2 separate regions of the Mus musculus genome follow, and region 1 is linked to region 2. The links are chromatin contacts, found by POLR2A ChIA-PET in ENCODE. All regions are on one chromosome and are shown on one strand. Each heading gives the region's core, a stretch centred on a gene start or an enhancer-like site at or near the end of the contact. The rest is flanking DNA. Distances are from core to core; before and after follow the strand shown. Region 1 overlaps Septin11 (septin 11). Region 2 holds the start of Ccng2 (cyclin G2).

The links. ChIA-PET counts read pairs that join two places held with the same protein, here RNA polymerase II (POLR2A).
Region 1: POLR2A ChIA-PET joins it to region 2 with 15 read pairs in embryonic stem cell. The contact joins the enhancer-like site here to the promoter of Ccng2 in region 2. POLR2A ChIA-PET finds 5 or more read pairs at or near these places in 4 of 5 experiments (Patski and embryonic stem cell).

Annotation. Positions count from the first base shown.
Region 1 is chr5:93,122,880-93,126,343 of GRCm38, reverse strand. The region is part of intron 1 of Septin11 (septin 11); the gene reads right to left. Among named protein-coding and RNA genes, the nearest start is that of Septin11, 31 kb to the right of the region's middle. Within about 2 kb of position 1,668, at least 1 of the 3 ENCODE cell types and tissues checked has a DNase peak (open chromatin) inside an H3K27ac peak, as active enhancers do.
Region 2 is chr5:93,265,929-93,269,324 of GRCm38, reverse strand. It overlaps Ccng2 (cyclin G2), which reads right to left and starts at 1,752. Exons shown (of 8, transcript NM_007635.4): 1 at 1,528-1,752; 2 at 566-703; 3 at 1-60. The coding sequence starts at 703.

The DNA of each region.
Region 1 (3,464 bases), core at 419-2,918, 140 kb after region 2:
ATTCGGCCAGAGAGACTGGTGACTCCTCAGTCACCACGGAGGGGAGAACGGTGATAAGTTGCTTTGTGTTCCATCCACCAGCGCGGGGAAGCACAGGGAATCAGTTCAGAGCTGAAGGAAGCTGCTCGGTGAACGCCACAACACTTAGAAAAGAACACGAGTTCCTCCACTTCTTAAAAAGAATTCTTCTCTTTACTATTACGAGTATGAGTGTTTGCCTGCGCATATGCATTGGCATCCTGTGTGTGTCTGGTTCTCAAAGAGGCCAGAGAGGTGGTTGGCTCCCCTGGAACTGGAGTTACAGGTGATTGTGAGTTGCCATGTGGGTGGTGGGGACCGAACCGGAGTTCGGTGCTCTAACAGTTAGTTGAGCCATCTTTCTGGCCCCATGTTTTTTTAACTAACCAAAGAAGCAAAAAGAGAAGGTCCAACATTTCCCTTGAACGAGGCACAGAAAGCCATACACCATTTTCTACTACGCCAGAACTTAAACGCACTAGCAAAGGCCAGCAGGATCTCCGAGGCTGCCACACCATCCACCCTTCAGGGTGTCAGTGGAATCCTCCTTCCTCAGGCAAGGAACAGTCACGGCTACAGGCAGATCCAGCCCTTAAGAAAAATCTGCTTCATTCCCTGTGAAGCGGATGGTTTGGACCTCTATTTCACAGATGGGGAAACCAAACTCACTTAAATGGCAAAGCCAGAGTCTAAACCAGTTTTACCCGATTCCCAACACTCACACCTTACACTGCACAATTAAAATCAGATCTTCTCAAAGGATACCCACTTCTGCAGCGCCCCACATGGCACCTGTGCATCCTGTAAGCAGAACACCACATTCTTCAGTGAGCGTCTCTCACTTCCTTATATTTATATATTCCTTACAGATGCCCACCATATCTGTAAACTAACAGTACACTACATTTTCATACTTGTCGACGTCCCAGAAGAGTATTTCTTGGTTTTTGTTTGTTTCAAAACAGAGTTTTTCTGTGTAGCCCTGCCTGTCCTGGAACTCACTCTGTAGATGAGGCTGGCCTTGAACTCACAGAGATCCACCTGCATCTGCCTCCAGAGTGCTGGAATTAAAGGAGTGCACCACTACCGACTAGCCACGTGTCTCCCAAATTCAGGAATCCAGTGTTTCTTACTCATCTTACTTTGAACTTTACCTACTATAATACAAACCACCTATTTAAAAAAAAAAGGCTATATGTTTACAGACAGTGAATGGCAGAGAGTACATCGTCACAAAGTCTATACAACCTGCCTTGCCCAACAGAATACAAGGTAGGATACAGGGAGAGGACCCACAGCGATTGGTATGGACTGAACTGCATCAAGCATACGATAGGGGTCAAGTGTAAATGGGGCTTTGAAAAGTGGGAGAAAACCAGTATGTGACCGCTCTAGACATATGCTTTAGTAAGGACTCCTCCAATGCTCGGCCCCCGACTGTTGTGTAAGGAGTAAGTAACAAACAAGCGCAGCAAAATCCTTGTCACCATGGAATCAGCAGCCCTAGGGAGTCTCTAAAGCCAGTTCTCAGTAGCCTTTTATAAACAAGAGTAGCACAGATATATGCTGACCGTAGTAGAGCACTGGGAGTATTGCACTCTCCTCTGAGACGGAGGACTTCGAAGGCTCCTAGTCATACTCCACAGACCCCAGGCAGCTTAGATGGAGAGAACAGTGCATGCTAAGGGCAGGGTCCCAGCAGGCAGGAAGAGAGCAGCGAAGCTGAGGAGGGCCCACAGCTGTTGCTGGAATGGGTTCCTTACTGTGCCCACACACAGAAAGCTGGGGGCTGGGATGAGAGTGCACACAAATAATCTCAGGCCTCCAGAGGCTGAGGCAAGAGGAATGTGAGTTCAAGGCCAATCTGAGCTACACGTGGCCCTGATCCCCCAAAAACAAACAAAAGCTAAAAAGGAGTAAAAATTATAACTTGTAAGTGATGGAGCAGCTTGTGGCAACCATGCTCACTCTCACTCACGCAAGCTCACCAAGGTGCCTCTCTTCTCTTGAGTGAAGCAAGAGCAAGCAGTGGCAGAGAGGAAAGAAAAGGGCGAGGTCAATAAGCAGACTGATGCAAACCACATGGCTAAGCAGGGAAATTCCTATCACATCCTCTGCTTCCACCAGACCCCACGGATGAACAGCACAGAGGTGTGGCCAAGCCCCTCTGGGCAGTAAGGAGAACAACTATCCAGACTCCTACCTCCCACATGGAAGAAACCGCCACCTCATCAAGTTAATAAAGAAAAAGAAAAGAAGGGAGGTCCAGAGTCATTCCCACATTCTGTTGGAGGAGGAGAGAAGGATGTTCACTACTTGGTGCATACAGGCATGCACACGGACAGACAGGCGCGTGCACACACACAAACACACACAAACACAGGTTTGCTGATGGAACATTATTATACAATTCTGAGCTTACATAAAAAAAAAAAAACAAACCTATAGGGTTGACAAGATGGTTCAGTAGATAAAGTCACTTGCCACAGAAGCCTATTGACCTGGGTTCAATTCCCAGGACCCATGTAAAGACAGAAGGAAAGAACCAACTCCATGACTTACACTCGTGTTCTCCCATCAAGTACACACATATGCACAATAATAATAAATTTAAAAGAAAAAAAGAAAAATTTTGTTGCTAGTAATATTTTACTCCCATGAACACTTATGTTCCTACAGCCTGGGCTAGCTTGGGCTAGCCTGGGCTTAGTGGTGTTTCTTTTAAGTTGTTTCAGTTGATAATTTATTTACCTAGGCTCCCATTTCTGCAGCCATTTTAATTCACTCACATTCTTTTACATGCACTTTCCTGCCGCTCACAATTGGGAACAAAGTTCAAGGGGACAGCCACTAGGGAACCAACACAGAACTGCGTTTATCTGCCTGCAATCCATCCCCGGAGCCCTTACAAGAACTTGCCCAGGCTTTGGAAATCGCATCCAGGTGTCATCTAACTTAAGCATTAATATTTTCCCATAAGAGCAGTGCAAAAAATGGAAGCATATTTTAAAACCAACTTTAAATAAATTTCAAATCACACATTTACATAACATGGTATAAGCTTGCCAGTGAAAATCAGCCGTCATTCTCTCGAGCCTTTTCCCACACTTTCCATTCCTCTCCCACCAAACACTTCCTTTAGAATACTGGACTCTTCCACCTCAGTCCACACGAGACTGTGTAGCTGGGCCTACCTCACGCAAAACAAATAGGCACAAGAAGGAAGCTAGGTCCACCACTGTGCTCCACAGCCAAAAATCTCCCAAGGCTTTCCAGTGCTGACCCTGCAGTCAGCTTCACCACCATCATCACCATCACCACAATCACCATCATCATCACAACCACCACCATCACCATCATGTTGGAAATACTACAGATTGAACCCAGGGCCTCATGGTAGCAGTGAAGTATCCACCTGAGGTACGGACTACTCAAAACATTTACTA
Region 2 (3,396 bases), core at 503-3,002:
TAAACTTCTTAAATCTTCCACTTTGGCATTTCTCAGTCTTGAACACAAAGTGTTATCATTCTGAAATTAAAAACCAAGAATCAAAGTTTATTTTCTTAGAATGGAATAGAGGTGGTTCAAAACCTACTCTCCCTTTAGTTTTCCCCATTGTACACATGACCTCCTAAAGCTATCACACTACGTTCAGATAAATCACTACTTTTAAAATTTATCCAATACAGAACTTTAGCCAACTCAATATAACGTGAAGTGTTGCCCCACCCAAGGTAGTTACAGCAGAATGTGGGTTCCTTGATGAGGTTTTTCTGACACAATCTAAGATCCTATTAGAAATATTCTCTAGGAATTTCCCACCACCAGAAGAAACGCCTCTACAGTACACTTGGTATAACTTCCACATTCACTAAAAACAAAAGCAGAACCCTTTCACGTTTCACGTTTTTTCTTAGTACGGTGAGGCCAATTTTGGATTTAACTTTTTAGCCTTTGGTACTGATTTGGTACGAGGAAAACCAAAAAGTTACCTTCCCACCTTCCCCCAAGTCCTATCAATTCTCAAATTTACCTCCGGGGTAGCCTCCATCAAGATCAGCCCTTTTTCCCGAGGTTGGTATCTCTGTTCTTGTTCCAGGTAGAAGTTCAACAATCCGAAAAGCTGAACCCCTTCGCCACCTGCCAAGTGCTTGGCCCCCAAATCCTTCATCTGCAGCAAATACACCGCGGCCGGTTAAGAATATAATCCGGATACGTAGGGTGTGAGAGCAGAAGGAGCTGGCCGCGATCCCTCCAGCTAGGGGCGCCCCAGATCACGCAAGCCAGAACCGGGTGAGGGGGGGATCGGTCACGTCCGCCAGCCTCAGGGGAATCCTCCCCTAAAGACATGGAGGCGTGGCATGGGGGGGCAGTATCTCGGTCACCTCCGCTGGCCAGGGCTAGTTCTGATCAGCTCTGTGGCCGACAGCGTTTGACGTACAGGAAAAGTGTCCAAGAAGCGTAATGTCCCCTACTGTCCGCATCACCTGGACAGCACAGCAGGGACTTCTAACTAGACTCTAGGCCCTAGAGGAAAGCGGGGGACCGGAAGACTGAAGCCACCGAAGCGGGTTCTGGGGCGGGGCGTTGCACAATAGGAGAGAAGGGAGGGGGAGTCTCGAGACTGAACAAAGAACTGGAAGGAGGCGGCTTCGGAGCCCCGCCCCGGGAGCCCGTCGCGGAGCCCACCTCCAAGCTACCCCCGCAGCTTCTGCAGCTTTGACGAGCCCCGCAACTCGAGACAGGGCGGCCCAGTAGCTTGGGGGATGCTGGGGAGACAGTGGGGAGTCCAGTACGCCCGCAGCGAGCAGTAGCCTAATACTTGGGCTCAGTAACGGTGCGAAGCCCCGGGGCTGTCAACCCACCGTATAGCCTCAGAACACCCTGGAGCCCCTGTCAGTCCCTCAGCTGCGGCTGGGGGACTCCACCATCAAAGCAAACCGCGATCCAGACCCGGAGCCACCAAACCCAGAGCCACCCGGGAGGCCCACTCACCGTGTCGGCCCCGGCGTCACGGACCGGCGCGGCGGGGGCGTCCGGACCCGTCTCCGAGCTCAGGGACCAGCCTCCTCAGCGGCACCCCGAGACCCGCATCCGACCTCCCCGCCGCCGCCCGGCCTCACAGCCCCGGCTGCATCTTGCTCCTCAGCGGGGCTCAGCGCCCGCCCTGCACCGCCACCTCCTCCCGGCTCCGCCGCAGCCTCCGGAGCTGAGCAAACCCCTTGTTTTTGTTTTGAGTCTGCGACGCCCCCAAGGGGCGGGGCGCGTGACTGCGCGCGGAGGGATCCTCGCTCGCTCGCCCAGTGGATCTGAGAAAAAGAGTCCCTGCTCCGAGCCTCAGTTCCCAGCCTCTCTTGGCCCCTTCTGTTCCTCTTGGCCTTGCGGAGCCAGGATCTATGGTAGGGAGTGGAATCTGGATTCCAGCCTCATTTCAGAATGGAACCGGAAGGGAGCAAAGATGAGCGAGCCGATCGGAGAGCGGAAGGAGACAGTTTCTGGACGCCTCACACCTTTTAAAGGTCCCCCGATTTGTTTTGTTTTCGCTGTTTTGAAAAGTCCGCCCAAAGTAGCGGGCTCCCTGATTGGACAAGGGTGGGGCAAGCCGACTGCTGAGGACTTGATTTAATCTCGAATCTGGATTGGCTGGCCGACTGGCTGTTGCGTCCTCTGATTGGCTCTCAATATATCCCGACTCTCTTATCTTCTTCCGGGGCCTTAGCAACTCTGGGGTCTGGATTGCGCATGCTTGGGTGGGTGGCATTTGTGGTGCTCGGTTACGTGCCGGGGTCCACAGCTGCCTAGGAACTCTAGCTCAGTCTAGGCGAGGCCCGAGGCTGTCGCCTCTGGTCACACCCCGAAAATCCGAGGTCACATAACTCTGTAACAGCGTTTCCAGGAGTGCAGAAGGGCGTCCTGAACTTCTTAGTTGTACCACCGGTGTATTTTGCAATAAACAGTCAAGCTCTTAACATTCCAAGATGCTTACCGAGATAATTTTTTTTTAATCGATCTGACTCAGGAAAGAAAAAAAGCTAAATTCAACTAGTTGGTTACACAGCTGACTTGTTGAAGTTGGGCGGTGGGTAGTAGAGACTGCATTACAGAATTGTGAGTGCATTTGTGTGCCTTGAAATTTTTTTTCCATAATAAAAAGTTCAAAGGAGGGACCTTTCAATAAAAACTGCAGATTGATGAGGGTATATAGATATCTAATAAGTGTGCTTCTAGAGGTTATGGTTGTACTGTTTGCTTTTGGTTTTAATGAAGGCTCCCACAGCCTCTTGGTTCTTGATCGCCCATAAATTATCATTTATTGTCTATTATAATTAACGTTGTTATTAAGCTGACACCTCTCCTAAGGCAGAGCAAAAACCAAACCAACTAGATGCCTTAGGCAGGGCTAACTTTCACACGGAGTGGAGTATCTGTCGGGAGGCAGGAAAATTCCCTAGATTGTTTTGGTTTTGTTTGTTTGTTTTACTTTCTATTCCCTCAGATCTCTGCCTCCTAACAAACATGCAAATCGGTAACTTAGAGCCTTCATGAATTCTAAACAGCTAGCCTCTCCGAAATGAATTTTTTACTCTTGGGTGTGTTTTCTGTGAGTCACTTTGGAGCTTATAAACTACTAGAGGGCACCTAGTACCGCTTTAACAGCTGAAGAGTTACTCAAATAGATGGCTTTGTGTATTAGCTGGAAAGAGACTCAGACATCTGTTTGGAGCACAGAGCAGCAGAGGAAGAGAACACCAAAGGGCTAGCTAGCATTCCAGTTTCAGAGGGGTGTGGCCTTCTTGGTTTTAGAACATAAAATATTAGCATACCACTTAAATGATTTACAGGTTATATAATTTTATTCGAGGT